Linked DNA regions of Homo sapiens: region 1 is linked to region 2. A link is a loop called in an ENCODE intact Hi-C map of the cell type or tissue named here. Cell type or tissue: Caco-2. All regions are shown on one strand. Links, peaks and the distances in the headings refer to the core of each region. The heading gives the core; the rest is flanking DNA.

What was found. A loop is a pair of places that touch in the nucleus more often than their neighbours do. Peaks named below come from ENCODE experiments on the same cell type or tissue, not always from the same donor. Only the 100,000 strongest peaks of a DNase experiment are listed, where the experiment ranks them.
Region 1: a loop joins it to region 2, with 23 times the contacts of the local background. A loop is called at or near these places in 1 of 110 quality-filtered maps.

What each region holds. Positions count from the first base shown.
Region 1 is chr19:35,827,903-35,830,402 of GRCh38, forward strand. The region is part of intron 28 of NPHS1 (NPHS1 adhesion molecule, nephrin); the gene reads right to left. Among named protein-coding and RNA genes, the nearest start is that of PRODH2, 16 kb to the left of the region's middle. In Caco-2, for the core only: no CTCF peak of the experiment used is centred there; a DNase peak (open chromatin) is centred at 959; H3K27me3 peaks cover 310 bases.
Region 2 is chr19:35,968,848-35,984,741 of GRCh38, forward strand. No RefSeq gene overlaps it. Among named protein-coding and RNA genes, the nearest start is that of SDHAF1, 18 kb to the right of the region's middle. RefSeq lists silencers at 4,707-4,907, 6,907-7,107. In Caco-2, for the core only: no CTCF peak of the experiment used is centred there; no DNase peak of the experiment used is centred there.

The sequences.
Region 1 (2,500 bases), core at 1-2,500, 150 kb before region 2:
CAAGCCTCCATCTCAAAAATAAATAAATAAATAAAATTTTTAAAAATGAAAACTTTAAAAGTCCATGTTATCAGGTATGGCAACTGTGGAATGTAAGTTATGATTATATTGTCCTATGAATTTCCAAAACAGTTCCCTAATCATAATAGAAAAACAAAACAAAGCAAAACCAAACAAACAACAACAACAAAAAGAACATGAATGGTAGCCCTAACTGGGGATGTATTTTGTTCTAGGGCTGGGAGAAAATGATTATTTTAGTTCAGCAAACTTTAGAGCAGATTGGCCCATGCTCCAAATATGGCCTGCCACCTGCTTTTTTATACTGCCCAAGAGCTAAGAATGGTTTTTATTTTTTTCTTTTTCTTTTTCTTTTTTTTTGAGACGGAGTCTTGGTTTGTTGCCCAGGCTGGAGTGCAGTGGCGCAATCTTGGCTCACTGCAACCTCCGCCTCCCGGGTTTAAGCGATTCTCCTGCCTAGCCTCCCGAGTAGGTGGGACTACAGGCGCCAGCCACCACACCCGGCTAACTTTTTGTATTTTTAGTAGAGACGGGGTTTCACCATGTTGGTCAGGCTGGTCTCAAACTTCTGACCTTGTGATCCGCCCGCCTTGGCCTCCCAAAATGCTGGGATTATAGGCATGAGCCACCGTGCCCGGCCTGGTTTTTCATTTTTTAATTGTTGGGAAAAAATGAAAAAAGATAACATTTGTGACATAGAAAAATTACATGAAGTTCAAATTACAGTGTCCAAAAATTAAGTTTTGTAGGAACATAGCCACACTCATTCATTTATGCATCGTCTATGGCTGCTTTTACTTTACGGTGGCAGAGTTTGTGTAGAGTTTGAGGAAGACCGTATGTCCCACACAGCCCAAAGCATTTACTACTATCCGGCCCTGTTCGGAAAAAGCGTGCAGCCTCCATCTACGCTTTAGAGAGTGCATATGGTCCAGCACCATGGACAGCGCTTTGCGCCATGCTGGTGAGGAGCTAGGATCTGACAACAGTCCCGGTATCGGAGGTCGTTCACAGAGACAGAAGGAAATCCTTGGCCCAGGAGGTGCCAGAGCATCAGCCAAGGCCACACAGGAAATCAGGGGTTCTGTCCCATCTCCCTAACTGTGCAGCAATGGGTGGGGATTGGCTGGTGGTCAAAGTGCCTGTCTGTTGTTTTTGCCTGTACAGCCACCATCCTCATTTCCCTGTGAGCTCTCTGTCCCTCTCCTACTCTCAGCCCAGTGACCTGAGTGGGGCTGGCCCCTACTCCCTGATCCCATGGTGAACTGGCCCAGGCCTCTCCTGTTAGCATATTCCATCCCCTGACTCAGGGATGTGTTCAGTGATGAGGATGTGACCCAAGCTAGACCAATTAAGTGTCAGCATTGGGCATTTGGGGCCACTGGAAAACAGGTATACTCTTTCTTTGAAGATTTCTAATCTCGTAGGATACAAATCTAGATTTTCTGGGAATATTTTTTCCCTTTCTTTTTTGAAACAGTCTCTCAGGCTGGAATGCAGTGGCACAATCAGGGCTCATGGCAGCCTCAACTTCCCTGGCTCAGGCATTCCTCCTACCTCAGCCTCCTGAGTAGCTGAGACCACAGGCATGCACCACCATGCCCAGTTAATTTTTTAAACTTTTTTTTTTTTTGAGACAGAGTCTTGCTCTGTTGCCCAGGCTGGAGTGCAGTGGCATGATCTCGGCTCACTGCAACCTCTGCCTCCTGGGTTCAAGCGATTCTCCTGCATCAGCCTCCCAAGTAGCCGGGATTACAAGTGTGTGCCACCACATCCAGATAATTTTTGCATTTTTTGTAGAAATGGGGTTTCACCATGTTGGCCAGGCTGGTCTCGAACTCTTGACCTCAGGTAATCCACCCACCTCAGCCTCTCAGAGTGCTGGGATTACTGGTGTGAGCCACCATGCTCGGCTTAACTTTTTTTTTTTTAAAGATGGGGTATTATTGTGTTGCCCAGGCTGGTCTCCAATACCTGGGCTCAAGCAATCCACCTACCTCAGCCTGCTGAGATTAGAGATATGAGCCGTGACCATGCCTAGCCATAAAAACATTTTTAGGGAAGAAATTCTGGGCCCAGCTGGGCCTGATGACAATTGTATGCCTTGATTTTTCAGTTGAATGGGCCCCCAAATTCTCTCTTTCTCTCTCTTTAACCAGTGGAGTAGATATGGCTAATTATCTTTAAAAATTCATGTCTACTTCCTTCCACAGTAGCAGAATTGCAGCAAGGCACATCACTGCTAAGCTAGACCACATTTCACAGCCTCCTTTGCCGTCAGATGTGACCATGTGACTCTCTTCCCACCAGGGGAGTGAGAGCAGAGTGGTGTGCACCATTTCTGGGCCTGGGCCACAAGGCAGGGTTGTGCCTCCTCCACATTCTTTCACCTTTTCCCATGGGTTGAACCCCCAGTGAACTGGCTCATTCATGTAGACTCGGTTGACTTGAGCAGGGCCACTCACGTCTGACTGAAAAA
Region 2 (15,894 bases), core at 5,241-7,740:
CATCTGTAATCCTAGCGCTTTGGGAGGCTGAGGCAGGCGGATCACCTGAGGTCAGGAGTTCGAGACCAGCCTGGCCAACATGGTGAAACCCCGTCTCTACTAAAAATACAAAAATTAGCTGGGCCTGGTGGCGCTCACCTGTAGTTTCAGCTACTAGGGAGGCTGAGGTGGGAGGATCACTTGAACCCAAGAGGCAGAGGTTGCAGTGAGCAGAGTGTGCCAGTGCACTCCAGCCTGAGTGACAGAGCAAGACTGTCTCAAAGAAAAAAAAAATTGTTTACCGGGCATAGTGGCTCATGCCCATAATCCCAGCACTTTGGGAGGCCAAGGTGGGCGGATCACCTAAGGTCAGGAGTTCGAGACCAGCCTGGCCAACATGGTGAAATCCCATCCCTACTAAAAACACAAAAATTAGCTGGGCATGGTGGCGGGTGCCTGTAATCCCAGCTACTGGGGATGCTAAAGAAGGAGAATCACTTGAACCTGGGAGGCAGAAGTTGTAGTGAGCTGAGATCACGCCACCGAACTCCAGCCTGGGGGACACAGTGAGAGTCTGTCTCAAAAAAAAAAAAAAAAAAAAAAAAAAAAAAAAAAAGATGCAATTATACAGGTCCAAAGTCCCTTATCTAAAATGTCTGGGGCCAGGTGCATTTCAGATTTTGGAATTTAGAATGGTCAAACCAGGCAAATGCCACATATTATATAACACTCCCAGTGTGTGTTACATAATCACAAACATTAATATCTTTGCAGTGAAATGTCTGAATAGTCACACAAAGGAGGATAAATTAAGACTATAGCAGCCACACATGAGTTCAGGTTAGCTTTTGCTGATAATTGAGTTTTAACATCAAACACACAAAACATATTCAGTCTTCAGGTCTTTTGGTTGTTGTTGTTGTTGTTTGCTTTTGTAGATGGTAGATAAGGGATTGTGGCTCTCTAGCTCCTCCCTCAGCAGGTTCCTGTGAGGTGAGAATGAGTTAACACAGGAAAAGCACTTGGAACAGAGTCCAACTCATGGTAAGTGTCATATGAGGGGGTGTTTGCTGTGTTTATCATTTCCTGACACAGGCATATGAAGCTTCCAAATTCCCCGAGCTGTGAACATATCCTAGGACCACATGCAGCCACTAGCATGTCCCAAATCTCTCCTCCAGGAAGGTTTAGGGGCTCTGCTCTGGTTAGAAGGTTGTGGGGGCTAGAGTATGTTTAATCCGGGTTGCTGGCTGGGGGGACCTGATGAAGGTTATGATGTACTAGTGTACCCAGACCAAACCGAGGGTTGGGCTGCTTATTCTCACAGCCTAATAATGAGACACAAATAAACTGGGAAAGAAGAGAATTTTTATTTCTGTAACTGATTACAGGGAGAAGGCCTGGAAATTATCCCCAGATCAACTCAAAATTATAACGTTTTCCAGAGCTTATATACATTCTAGGCTATATTAGAAGAAATTAATCACTTATGTCTTTAGATGAATGCAAACTTACATGAGTAAATTTACTTCATCTAAATGGGTCCAGGTGCTGGGGTGATTACCCTTATCTTGTCTCCTGCTAAATTATGGAGGCTTGGGGAGTTCCTTTAGTCTCCAATAAAGCTTGTTTGTGAAGGTCTGGGGAGTTCCTTCAGACCCCCAATAAAGCTTGTATAATCTTAAATGGGAACTGTTAAGAATTCCTTCGTGAGGCTGGGCATGGTGGCTCATGCCTGTAATACCAGCACTTTGGGAGGCTGAGGCGGGAGGATCACCTGAGGTCGGGAGTTCGAGACCAGCCTGACCAACACAGAGAAATCCCATCTCTACTAAAAATACAAAATTAGCTGGGCATGGTGGCGCATGCCTGTAATCCCAGCTACTCGGGAAGCTGAGGCAAGAGAATTGCTTGAACCTGGGAGGTGGAGGTTGTGGTGAGCTGAGATCGCGCCATTGCACTCCAGCCTGGGCAACAAGAGTGAAACTCTGTCTCAAAAAAACAAAAAATAAAGGAATTCCTTCATGATCTTGTCATGCCTCAAGGGCCAGGAAAGGCCTGGCCTAAACTCTTGGTGAGCTTTTGTTACATTCCAGCCTTTGTATGGACGCTGGCTCTACCAGCGTTTTTTGTTTTGTTTCTTTTTTCTTTTTTGAGACGGAGTCTCACTCTCTTGTCCAGGCTGGAGCACAGTGGCGCCATCTCAACTCACTGCAACCTCCTCCTCCCAGATTCAACTCTCCCAGGTAGCTGGGATTACAGGTGTGCACCACCATGCCCAGCTAATTTTTTTTGTATTTTTAGTAGAGACGGGGCTTTACTATATTGGCCAGGCTGGTCTCGAACTCCCGACCTCAGATGATCCTCCTGCCTCAGCCTCCCAAAGTGCTGGGCTTACAGGCGTGAGCCACCGCTCCTGGCCTCTATCAGCTTTTAGTATTTAACCCAACCACAGTCAGTGCTAAAACAGTTGTTATGGAGGCCTGCGTTCATGAGATGTGGCTTGCCACACTAGGCCACCCCTCAGCACCACTATAGAAAAACAATGGTGGCCTGGGTTCAAATTCCGGTTTGGCACTTGATATCTATGTGACCTTGGATAAATTATTTAACCTCTCTGGGCCTCAATTTCTTCATATGTGAAATGAGAATGATGAAAAGATCTGATTCATAGGGCTGTAGTGAGGATTAAATGAGCTAATATATGGAAAGCACAGAAAATATGCAAAGCTAGGACCCGAGACGTGAAGCCATGATGCTGCATACCTGCCTCCACACCGCCTGGGAGTTTGCCCTGCCACTCAGGGGTCAGGATGCCCCCCAGTGCTCTTAAGGCTCCCCAGCATCCAGTAGCCCCCACCCCAGGTATCCAGAACCTTCAGATACTCAGGGCTCCAGACTTATACTCTCACCAACATGATCCCTCTTTTCCCAAGGACTTGACACTCCTGTGTTCCTTCCTCAATTAATTGGAATTTTAGAATTTTTTTTTTTTTTTTGAGACTGAGTCTCACTCTGTTGCCCAGGCTGGAGTGCAGTGGTGAGATCTTGGCTCACTGCAACCTCTGCCTCCCAGGTTCAAGCAATTGTCCTGCCTCAGCCTCCCAAGTAGCCTGGGACTACAGGCACATGCCACCACACTCGGATAATTTTTGTGTTTTTAGTAGACACGGGGTTTCACTATGTTGGCCAGGCTGGTCTGGAACTCTTGACCTCAGGTGATCCACCTGCCTCAGCCTCCCAAAGTGCTGGGATTACAGGCGTGAGCCACTGCGCCCTGCCAAGATTTGGGCAGGGACAAATAGCCAAACTATATCAGACACTAACAACATCCCTGTGGCTGCCAGTTGAGAACAGATTACAGGGCTTGTGAAGGAATGAGGCCTGGAGGAACAACAGTGAGGAGGCTGCTGCAGTAGTCCCGGCAGGAGACAATGGGGCTTGGACCAGGGTGGGGCAGTGAACGCAGGAGAAATGTGGGCTGGAAACCACCAAGTGAGGCAAAATAAGGAAATCATGGACTGGGAGAAAGGAGGTACCCCTTGATCTGGAAGGACAGGTGGAGGCTCTTGGTAATGGGGGAAGCCCTTGGGTCCTGTCTGAAGGCTCTCCTGTTTACTGGATGAGGTGGGCACACCTGGCTCCTTGGTAGGATTACTCATCTAGATTCCTGAGAAGAGGACTTGCAAGTATTGTGTTAGGACAAATCTGGATATTGAAATCAAGACTCCCAGTTTAAAAAAAAAAAAAAAGAAGGCCGGGCACAGTGGCTCACGCCTGTAATCCCAACACTTTGGGAGGCCAAGGCGGGCGGATCACGAGGTCAGGAGTTCAAAACCAGCCTGACCAACATGGTGAAACCCTGTCTCTACTAAAACTACAAAAATTAGCTTGGCATGGTAGTGCACGCCTGTAATCCCAGCTACTCAGGAGGCTGAGAGAGCAGAATTGCTTGAACCTGGGAGGTGGAGGTTGCAGTGAGCCAAGATCTCGCCACTGCATTCCAGCCTGGGAGACAGAGCGAGACTCTGTCTCAAAAAAAAAAAAAAAAAAAAAAAAGATTCCCGGATAGAGGCTGGGCATGGTGGCTCACATCTACAATCCCAGCACTTTAGGAGGCCAAGGTGGGCAGACTGCTTGAGCTCAGGAGTTCCAGACCAGCCTGGGCAACATGACGAAACCTCGTCTCTACTTAAACACACACACACACACACACACACACACACACACACACACACACACACACACACAGAAAGATTCTTGGTTAGCTGGGCACGGTGGCTCACACCTGTAATCACAGCACTTTGGGAGGCCAAGGTGGGCGGATCACAAGGTCAGGAGATCGAGACCATCCTGGCTAGCACAGTGAAACCCTGTCTCTACTAAAAATACAAAAAATTACGGGGCGTGGTGGCAGGCGCCTGTAGTCCCAGCTACTGGGGAGGCTGAGACAGGAGAATGGCGTGAACCCAGGAGACGGAGCTTGCAGTGAGCCGAGACTGTGCCACTGCACTCCAACCTGGGCGGCAGGGTGAGACTCTGTCTCGAAAAAAAAAAAAAGAAGAAGAAGAAGAAAAAGAAAGATTCTTGGTTAGTAGACGAGGGTGGGGCATCCTAGATCTGCAAAGGCCCCACTCTCAATATCCCAGAATCCAACCCCCTCAACCTCCTTATCCTCCACCCCTCCCCGATGCTCAGGAATTCAGCCCCTCTGAAGACCCCAGCTCTTGGTCACTCCTGCAGGGGAACCCACAGCAGCTGGGGCTGTCAGTTATCCTGGGCGACAGATGGCTATGGTTGTACTTCCACACCTCAGAACCATGGGCAGAGGCAGGTCTGGAGCAAGAACCGCCCACACTGCATCTCTTTTACAACCGGCAGCACACACGTCACTGCACGTGGCTGAAGGTTGCCACTCACACAAGGCAGACTGTGCAGTGACTTCATTCAGGCAGGACCATGACATGGGCAGTCCAGATCCACTGGTCTTCGTGCATTTGGGCCCCGCAGCCACCTGATACCCTGAGCCAAGCCTTAGTCCCCACAGGAGACTGGGGGCCCTGTGCTGTCCCTGTAGCCCCAAAGGGGCCCCTTAGCCACTGCCACCAAGTGTGACACCTACACCCTTCGAGGCCAGTGCCGTGCCTGGATATGCCCCTTCCCCAGCTCCCTGCCTACGCTTTGGGAGTGCTTCCATGTCTGTGTACACCCTGTCAGGCCTCAGTGTCAACACTGAGCCCTCGAGCTTCTGGGCTGGCTGCCGTGAGTGACCCTTCAAGGGAAAGGGTTATAGGCTGCTGGGTAAAGGGGATTCTGGGACTTAGGAATGACACTCCTTAGTTCTGGAGGCTGATTCCTGGGGCAAGGGTGTAGGGTCCCTGGAAGGGGACAGCCTCTGGGTCCTGGGGGCAAGACTGCTGAGTTGGGGGGTGCGGGGAAAATAATTCTAGGGCCCAGAGACAGGGCTCTTTGGGTCTGGGGCCAGGGCTTCTGGGTCCTGGGCATGGGAACAACTTGGCTATAGGGCTGGGACTGCTGGGTTCTCAAGTTCTAGAGACTAGAACACCTAGGTGGTGACAACTCCAGTATCTGGGGTGAGCGCTCTGAGTCCCAGAGCCAGACTTATTTATTTATTTAGACAGGATGTCACTCTGTTGTTTATTTAGACAGGGTATCACTCTGTTGCCAAGGCTGGAGTGCAGTGGTACTATCATAGCTCACTGCAGCCTCAACCTCCCAGGCTCAAGCCATCCTCCCTCCTCAGCTTCCCAAGTATCTGGGACCACGGGCATGTGCCACTATGCCCAGATAATTTTTTAATTTTTTTTGTAAAGATGAGGTCTTCCTATGTTGCCCAGGCTGGTCTCTAATTCCTGAGCTCAAGTGATCCTCCCACCTTGGCCTCCCAAAATGCTGGGATTACAGATGTGAGCCACTACGCCTGTCCCAGAGCCAGACTTCTATGTTCTGGGGAGTGGACTTCTGGTTTCTTAGCACAGAGACTTCTTTACTCTGTGAGGCAGGGATTGCTGGGTCTGTTGCCTGGAGAGCTCCATTCTAGAGGGTGAGGACCACAGGATGTTGGTAGGGATTCCTGGAAGCTGAGAGCAGGGACATTTGCACTATAGGGGTGGCCAAATGCTTGGGTCTTGGAAACCAGACCTGGGAGTCCTGGTGTGAATACCTTTCCCTTCCTGTCTTTCTCCATCCCCACTCCTGCCCCTGCAGCTATTGAGTGCCCCGAAAACAATCACTATGAGCCATGTGGCTTATCCTGTCCAGAGACCCCCCACAGGCAGGCCCACTGGGGGTTACCACTGCCCTGCGGGCATACTTGTGCCTGCGACACAGGCTGCTTCTTCCTTTTTTAAGAGACAGGGTCCTGCCAGGCGCGGTGGCTCATGCCCGTAATCCCAGCACTTTAGGAGGCTGAGGCAGGCGGATAATCTGAGGTCAGGAGTTCAAGACCAGCCTGACCAATATGATGAAACCCCATCTCTACTAAAAATACAAAAATTAGTTGGGTGTGGTGGCAGGTGCCTATAATCCCAGAATCTAGGGAGGCTGAGACAGGAGAATCGCTTGAACTCAGGAGGTGGAGATTGGAGTGAGCCGAGATTGTGCCACTGCACTCCAGCCTGGGCGACAGAGCAAGACTCTGTCAAAAACAAAATCCTAGAATCTCAAGGGCAAGCCCCAGTGTACCAGAAGTGTCAGACTCTGGGATCTTGGAACCCAGTTCTGAGCCAATAATTCCATTTCCTCATTCAACAACCATATATTGAGTATCTACTGTGTTCCAGGCACTATTTGAAGTGCTTCTTTAAGTATGTTAACTGAATTTCAGAACACACTCTCAGTCCAGGTCCTGGGCACCCCCATATAGGATCCAGGAGTTCTAAAGTCCCAATCCCCAATGTTTACAAACCCTCACAGCCCCCCAAATCCTAGATGCCAAACACAACTGCTGTGGACAACAACGATCAGAACCATGGACAGCAGTTCAGGCATTTGTAGCTGCTGTGGGCCCACCCCCTGCCCAGTACCAGTCATCACAGCACCCTGGAACCCCTGCCATTACTTAGAAAGTCCAGCATCCTTGGAATGCTTATAGACCAGCATCACCTATGAACCTCATTCATTTATTCATTCATGCATTAGTTCGACAAATATTTATTGAGCACCAACTATGAGCTGAGAACTGTTCTATTTTATACACGTGTGTGTGTGTGTGTGTGTGTGTATGTGTGTGTGTGTGTGTGTATGTATGTATTTGAGACAGTCTCACTCTTGCCCAGGCTAGAATGCAGTGGTGGGACCGCGGCTCACTGTAGCCTCAACCACTTGGACTTAAGCAATCCTCTCACCTCTTGCCCCTGTAGCCTCTCTAGTAGCTGGGACTACAGGTGCAAGTCAATATGTATGTTCATTTTTTGGAAAGACAGGGTCTTACTGTGTTGTCCAGGCTGGCCTCGAACTCCAGGATTCAAGCAATTGGCCCGCCTTGGCCTCCCAAGTTGCTGAGATTAAAGCATCACCTACTGCACCCAGCCTATTCTGCACATAAACTATATCAATTCTAATTGAGGAAAACTATAGTCCCAACCTCCAGAATCCATAATTCTTACCTCTCAAGATTTGTTGAAAAGGGTGGTCAGGATCATGAACAGCAGTCCAAGCATTTCTAGGTTTGTGGACAGACCCCCAGCCCCTCAACTGGCCCCCCAGAACCCCTGCTAAAAGCAGGGGTCCAGGCATCCTTGGTACTGACACTGGGCCCCCAAGCTCTAGCTTGACCTGCCCTCTCCCCGCAGGTGAATGGTGACTGCAAGAATCTGCACTTACAGGCTCCAGGCAACAGTGCACTCATCTTCTGCCAGGGCTGGGACACCATGGCCAGCTGCCCCTTTGGCCTGTGTGGGACCTACACCCCGGGATCCATGCAACACTGATGCTACCAGCAGCAATAGGGGCGGGGTTAGGTGCTGACTACACTGGGGGGTACCTGGATGCCCAGAGTTGAGGCAAGCACCAAGCTGCCTGAGGACATATTGGCTTGGGCCTGTGGCTGCTTGGTGGGCTGTCTGGGTGTCCAAATGCCTCTGGCAAGATGCCATCATGACCACCATCCTGTGCCACCCTGCCAACCACTAGCACCCTGGCCCACTTTGTTCACATCTATGGCATCCTCCTGGATGCCCTGGGGCCCCTCCAGCTGTGTCATGAGTTGCTGGCACCAGGTCCCTATTTCCAACACTGAGTGGTGGAGATGTGTCTGGGTGCTGGACCCTGCCGCATGCTCATCCGGGTTTGTTCATCTGGGGAGCCTGGCTCCACTCCCGACTGGAGTTCAGCTCCTCAGCTGTTGCCTATCCCAGGATGGCAGACCCTCACTGCCCCATTTAATCCCTGAGACCTTGTACTTCCCGTGATGCCGGCCTCACCCCCTCCCCACTCATTGTCCAGACTTGACCTCAACCATTGCCCATCCTAAAGTGTCAGCCCTACTCTGATTAAAGCCAGCCCCCACCTCATATGCTTCCCCAATCTCAGCCCTGATTATGGCCCAGCACTTCAGCCCTTATCTCTTCAGGGACTCAGAACCTGATCACGGCCCAGCCCCGAAGCCGTCACCCATCCCAGAGACCCATCACTGCCTGTGAACCACAGTTAGCCACCTGGGCTTTACTGATCTGAGGTTCCAGCTTCAGTTCTGTCTAAGCTGAGCTCTCCAGCCCCACCCCTGCAGGGCACCAGATGACAGATCCTAGCGCCCCCTGCATGGAGGGTGGGCCCACGGCAGCCACTTGCCCGCCATCTGGTGCTGCTGCCTGCCAAGGTTGGTGGCTTGCAAACCCTGCCACATCCCCTAGGAGGCCCCAGGCCTCTGCACAGCCTCAGGCAACTCCATGACCGCCCCTTTGGGAGCACCACATTTGGGCTCCTGGGTGTCTGCACGGTTTTGGGCTGCCTGTGGGGTGTGCAGCCCTTCGAGGTGGTGCTGGAGAGAGACCTGGGACTGTCCGGCCTCTGCCATGTGCTGCTGCTATGTGTGCATGGCCACTACTTTGGTGTGGACCTCGGTAACCAGGGACAGTCAAGAGAACCCTTGTCCTGTCATTTACCTCATTTTAGCAACTTTGCATCTCTGTTCCGGTGGACAGGATCTCTGTGTATGGCTCTCTGATGCCTTCCTTCCCTTCCCCTTGCCAACACCCTAATTTCCACTCTTCTCCTCCCTTCTCCCATCTGCACTTCTGTATCGCTCTCCTTCCCTTTCCCTTTCCTTATTTCTTTCTTTCTTTCTTTTTTTCTTGATGGAGTGTTACTCTGTTGCCCAGACCGGAGTGCAATGGCACTGCAACCTCCGCCTACTGGGATCAAGCAATTCTCCTGCTTCAGCCTCCTGAGTAGCTGGGATTACAGGTGTGCACCACGACACCCAGCTAAGTTTTATATTTTTAGTAGAGATGGGGTTTCACCACATTGGCCAGGTTGGTCTCAAACTCCTGGCCACAGCTCATCCACTGGCCTCCCAAAGTGCTGGGATTACAGGCATGAGCTGCCGTGCCTGGCCCTCATGGTCCACATTGGACCTTAACCCATCCTAAAGTGCCAGCCCTGCTCTGATTAAAGCCAGTCCCCTGCTGGCCGCACCTCCTGCTCCATGCAGCCCAGTCTCACTGTGTCTCCCCCACTCCCCTCCTCCCTCACTTCACCACGCCAGCACGCCCCACCACTCTCTCCTGCCCCAAGTCTTCATCTCCCCGTTCTTTCTCCTCCTCTTAGATCTGGAAGTGACCCCTCTCCCCAACAGCTGCCATTGGCTCCTCCCCAAACCCCTTCCCTGCCTGCCCCTCCCTCACCACCAACCCTTCCTCTCAGAATAGCCCCTCGTCCTCTTAGTCTCTCCAGACTCCTCCCTGGCTCTAGATCCCTCCCTTGTCCCTAATGCTAATCCCTGTTTCTCCCCACACCGCCCTGCCCACCCTACTACTCTCTCTCCTCCTCCCTTGGTCTCCACGCCCCTCCCCTGACTTCCTGCCGTGGTGCTGGTCGTACTCCACAATGCCCATCCTGAGTGTTGCCTACAACCCCCTCGCCTCGGCTCTCCCCTCCCCCACAGTCCCGTGTTTCTTCATACCTCACCCCCATGTTCCTTCTCACATGCATCTGATCCCCCTCCACTCTTCCCGCACCAGTCCTGGCACACCGCCTCCGACCTCTGATTCCCCGTGGCCTCCATGGCAACTGCAAAGGTAAGACAGCAGGTGGATGACTTGGCAGCTGCCGAGGCCCGAGCCCTGCGCCCCGCCGCATACTTGCCCAAGGTCAGTCTGTCCGGCAGCCACCGAGGACCCTGGCACAGACACGATGTGGTCCAGTGCCTGTAGCCTCTTGCCTAGCCAGGGACCCACTGGCACCCTGTCACACACACCTGTCACCAGACAGTCCTTCTTCCAGGCCTGCGTGGCCGAAGTGGACCACATCCCTGGAACCACAAAGTGCCCCATGCCTGCCTGTGAGCTGATGGCTGGTACCAGTGTGCTGTCCTGGAGGGCCTGGGCCTCTGCTGTGAGTCTCCACCCAAGAGCGGACAGAGCCAGCATGAGGCAGGGCCTGCAAGAGACCTGGGTCTGGTCTGTAGTGACTCCACAGGTACGGATTGAGGACCTACTAAGTGCTGGGCATAGGCTGGAGATAGAGCACCAACAGGATAGAGTCCTGCACATACCTTTTTTTTTTTTTTTTTTTTTGAGACATTCTTGCTCTGTCACCCAGGCTGGAGTGCAGTGACGCAATCTCGGCTCGCTGCAACCTCCACCTCCTGGGTTCAAGCGATTCTCCAGCCTCAGCCTCCCGAGTAGCTGGGACTACAGGCACTCACCACCACGTCCGGTTAATTTTTGTATTTTTAGTAGAGATGGGGTTTCACCATGGTGGCCAGGCTGGTCTCAAACTCCTGACCTCAGGTGATCTGCCTGCCTCAGCTTCCCAAAGTGCTGGGATTACAGGCGTGAGCCACCGCGCTCAGCTGAGTACTGCACATATTCTTGTGGGGAAGACAGATTTGATTTTCTTTCTTAGCTAACACTTACAGGGCACACAACCTACATCAGGGGCTACCTGAAGACAGCAGTTCTTAAAGCCCCCCAGCAGCATTAGCAACACCCAGAGCTTATTGAAAATGCAAAATCTGGCCAGGTGCAGTGGCTCACACCTGTAATCCCAACACTTTGGGAATTGCTTGAACCCAGGAGTTCAAGACCAGCCTGGGCAACATGGCAAGACCCTGTCTCTGCAAAAAAAGTTAAACAATTAGCCAGGTGTGGTGGCATGTGCCTGTGGTCCCAACCACAGCTCTGGAGGCTGAGTAGGGAGGATCACTGGAGCCCAGGATTTGGAGGCTGCAGTGAGTTATTATGGCAGTACTGCACTCCAGCCTGGGTGACAAAGTGAGACCCTGTCTCAAAAAAAAAAAGGGCCAGGCACAGTGGCTCACACTGTGATCCCAGCACTTTGGGAGGCAAAGGCGGGTGGATCACAGGGGGCCAGGAGTTTGAGACCAGCCTGGACAAAACCCCGTCCCTACTAGACGGGGCAAAAACCCGTCCCTACTAGAAAGACAAAAATTAGCCGGAGGCCGGGCATGGTGGCTCACACTTGTAATCCCAGCACTTTGGGAGGCAGAGGCGGGTGGATCATGAGGTCAGGAGATCGAGACCACGGTGAAACCCCGTCTCTACTAAAAATACAAAAAATTAGCCGGGAGTGGTGGCGGGTGCCTGTAGTTCCAGCTACTTGGGAGGCTGAGGCAGAAGAATGGCATGAACCCAGAGGCGGAGCTTGCAGTGAGCTGAGATTGCACCACTGCACTCCAGTCTGGGTGACAGAGCGAGACTCCATCTCAAAAAAAAAAAAAAAAAAAAAAAAAAAGAACGGCTGACCTTTACTGAGTACTCTCTCAGTTCTAAGCCCTGTTCTCCCTCAATCAATCCTCCCATTTACATTTTATGGATGAAGGAAACCAAGGCATGGATGGTTAAGGAATGTGCCCGATGTCACATGCCTAAAACATGGCATAGCTGGCATCTGAATATTTGTTCGTGGATTTAACAGATTCTCCCCAACTTGGAGTCTCTATATCCACGTCTCCTCCATGTGCCTCAAGGATTCCTGGCCCCACCCTGACTTACCCTTTTTGGGTCACCATCCTCCACTCCCCCCATCTCTTTTTGCCTCTAGGTTGAAGTGCTCGTTGAGGGAATCTGTCTGGCCTTTTGCTATAGATTGGCCTCTCGCCCCCGCGAAACACACACACTTTTTGTCCAGCTCTGACCTAACCATCTATGGCAAGAGGTAGGGTCATGTGAACACAATGTGGTCACTCTATCAGGAAGGATTCTTTTCTTTTCTTTTCTTTTCTTTTCTTTTCTTTTCTCTTCTCTTCTCTTCTCTTCTCTTCTCTTCTCTTCTTTTCTTTTCTTTTCTTTTCTTTTCTTTTCTTTTTTGAGACAGAGTCTTCCTCTGTTGCCCAGGCTGGAATTCAATGGTGTGATATCAGCTTACTGCAGCCTCAACCTCCTGGGCTCAAGCGATCCTCCCATCCTTGCCTCCCAAGTAGCTGGAACTACAGGCACACGCCACCATGTCCAGATAATTTTTGTACTTTTTGTAGTGATGGGCTTTTGCCATGTGGCCCAGGCTGGTCTTGAATTCCTGGGCTCAAGCGATCCACCTACCTCAGCCTCCCAAATTGCTGGGATTACAGGTATGATCCACTATGCACAGACCCTGGAGAAAATTTAACACCCTTTGCCATCGGTTCCTGCAAAGGTCCCAGGGTTGCCTCTGATAGGCTTTGCCTGGCCAATGATTGGGGCCCAGAGGCGTGAGAAATAAGCTGATTAGGCAGCCCTGGGTCCTGTACACATCACTGGATCCTGGATATGGAATCCCTTCAGTGCACATGCTGAAAGTACGGGCAGCTGCCAAAAAGAAGGTGCAAGTATTATTATTAGAAGGGTGAGGGACAGGCGTGGTGGCTCACTCCTGTAATCCCAACACTTTGGGAGGCTGAGGCGGGTGGATCACCCAAGGCCAGGAGTTCGAGACCAGCCTGGCAAACATGGTGAAACCCCATCTCTAGTAAAAATGTGAAAAACAACAACAACAACAACAAAACAGCTGGCGTGGTTGTGTGCACCTGTAATCCCAGTTACTTGGGAGGCTGAGGCAGAAGAATCGCATGAACCCAGGAGGAGGAGTTTGCAGTGAGCTGAGATCGAGCCACTGCACTCCAGCCTGGGTGACAGAGCAAGACTCCGTCTCAAAAAAAAAAAAAAAAAAAAGGGTGGGGAAGGCAAAAAAGGCATTCATTACTAGAGATCCCTGACAGGTTCCCCACACACCCATGATGCTGGGTGGGACCACATGTCTCCCTGTCAGCAGAGGCTGGGAATAGTAGGCAAGACCCCTCCAAAAAAAGAGCAAGGAAGCCATGTTTGTCATGTCCAGGGCACTTGAAAGTAGCTAGCACACTGCATGGTATGCAGACACTGCCCAGTCAATGCCGGTTGTTATTATTGCTGCTATAATTAATCCAAGGGGGAGGGTTGCTGGGAGGATGCTGTCTGGGGATGCTGGTTGAATAGAGGGTGGGTCCCTGGCTTGCCTGAGCCTCTCAAGCCACCTCTCCAAAGCCAGGCTGTGTTCCTGGCACAGCCACCACAGCCTGTGTGTGAACCCAGGTGTGCAAGAGGTGGTAGGGCTCCCCACTCCCCATGCTGAGGGCCACAAGTGTAAGGATGGAGTCTTCCCGGCTGGGGGTGACTGCATCCCTGTTCCTCCTTCTGCAATGGCCAGTACTTCCCTGCAAGCATTCTCTCCGGTCTTTGTTAACAGTCTTGCTTGGGTCATCCACTGATTCCCCGTACTTATCCTTACATGGGTCTTATCTCAGAACCCATAGCTGCACCCTCCCTCCATGACCACCTCACCATCCCCACACCACCCCCAACCCCCATTCCTCCCCAGCCTGGCCAGACCATCCTCATCAAGGTCCCTTCCTCCTCCTGTACCTGCTGGCTAGGAGAGGCTATGACCCATGTTCCCCTTCAGCTGCCCTAGAGGGCAGGTATGTGGCATCACAGATGGAGTCTTAGGCTGTCAATTCTGAGGTGTCCATGGCTGTGGCTTTGGTGCAGTTGTGTGGTTACAGAAGTGGAGTCAAAGATTGGGGCATGAGGCCAGGCATGGTGGCTTATGCCTGTAATACCAGCACTTTGGGAGGCCAAGGCAAGTGGATCACTTGAGGTCAGGAGTTCAAGACCAGCCTGGTCAACATGGTGAAACCCTGTCTCTACTAAAAATACAAAAATTGGTCAGATGTGGTCATGGGTGCCTGCAATCCCAACTATTCGGGAAGCTGAGACTGGAGAATCACTTGAACTCAGGAGGCAGAGGTTACAGTGAGCCGAGATCGTGCCATTGCACTCTAGTCTGGGTGAAAGAGCGAGTCTCTCTCTCTCTCACACACACACACACACACACACACACTCATGCGCATACACACACACACACACACACACACATATCGGGGCGTGACTTCTGGATCATGAGAAAGAAGGGACTGGGGACCTTGTCTTCATGGGTCCCTGATCCCTCTTCCTCTGACAGCCCCCCACCTCGACCCCTGCCCTGAGTCTTGTGACCCCACCACTTGTTTTCCCACCATTGTGTCCCAGCCACAGTCCCCAGTGCCCAGAATACTCCTGCTTTGTCGCACATGGCTCTGCATGCCCAGCCACATGTGCCAACCTCATCAGCCCCAGTGCACTGCAGCCACCCTGTACCGCTACTTTCAAAGCCTGACTAGCTGCCTGCTGCAGGAGGGCTGCTGCCCAGCCCTTGGGGTCCTGGTAACCAGGGTGCCCCAGTGCTGGCCTGACAAGTGCCAAGATCACTGCAAGGCCTCCACAGGTAGCTGGCACAGCTGCCTGTCAACCCAGTCCCTGTCCAGCCCCATTGTCCTGGAGGAATCACAGGTCTGCACTGCCATGGGAGCTGTCTGTTTCCACACATTTGGAGGAGCTCACTATGAATTCCTCATCTCTTGTGTCCACTGCCTGGTGCGTCTCTGTGGCGCAGCCCATGCCAACCTTGAGCCTTCAGCCTGGATCTGCTCCCACTTCTGTGGCCACACAGCTTCCCCAAGGCCCTGACCCTCTCACCCTGTGGCCCGAGGACATGAGCCCAAAAGACCTCAACCACAGTGAGGTGAGGCTCCAAAGGCCCCACACTGACCCACTCTTCCTCACTGTCCCATCTACTCCCCGGTCACCCATGATGACTACTCTTTTCCTACTGATGCTCCCTCTAGTAGTTCTGCCCCTGGCCCTTAAAGATGTCTACTCCAATTTCCTAGTGGCCCTAGTGGCACCAGTGGCTACTCACCACCTTCCCCTTGACTTGCTTGTTGACCCCTCCCCACGACTCTCCACTTGTCATTATTATTATTATTGAGACAGAGTCTCATGCTGCTGCCCAGGCTGGAGTGCGATAGTGTGATCTCAGCTCACTGCAACCTCCACCTCCCAGGTTCAAGTGATTCTCCTGCCTCAGCCTCCCAAGTAGCTGGGACTACAGGCACGTGCCACCACGCCTGGCTAATTTTTGTATTTTTGGTAGAGACGGGGTTTCACCATATAGCCCAGGTTGGTCTCTAACTCCTGATGTCAAGTTATCCACCTGCCTCAGCCTCCCAAAGTGCTGGAATTACAGGGGGCCACCATGCCTGGCATCCACTTGTCATTATTAACCGCCATTGAGATTCCACTTACCCTCCCATTGACTCTCCATTGAATCCTCAATAGTCATCCTATTAACTCCCTAATTGAATCCCCTCAACCCACA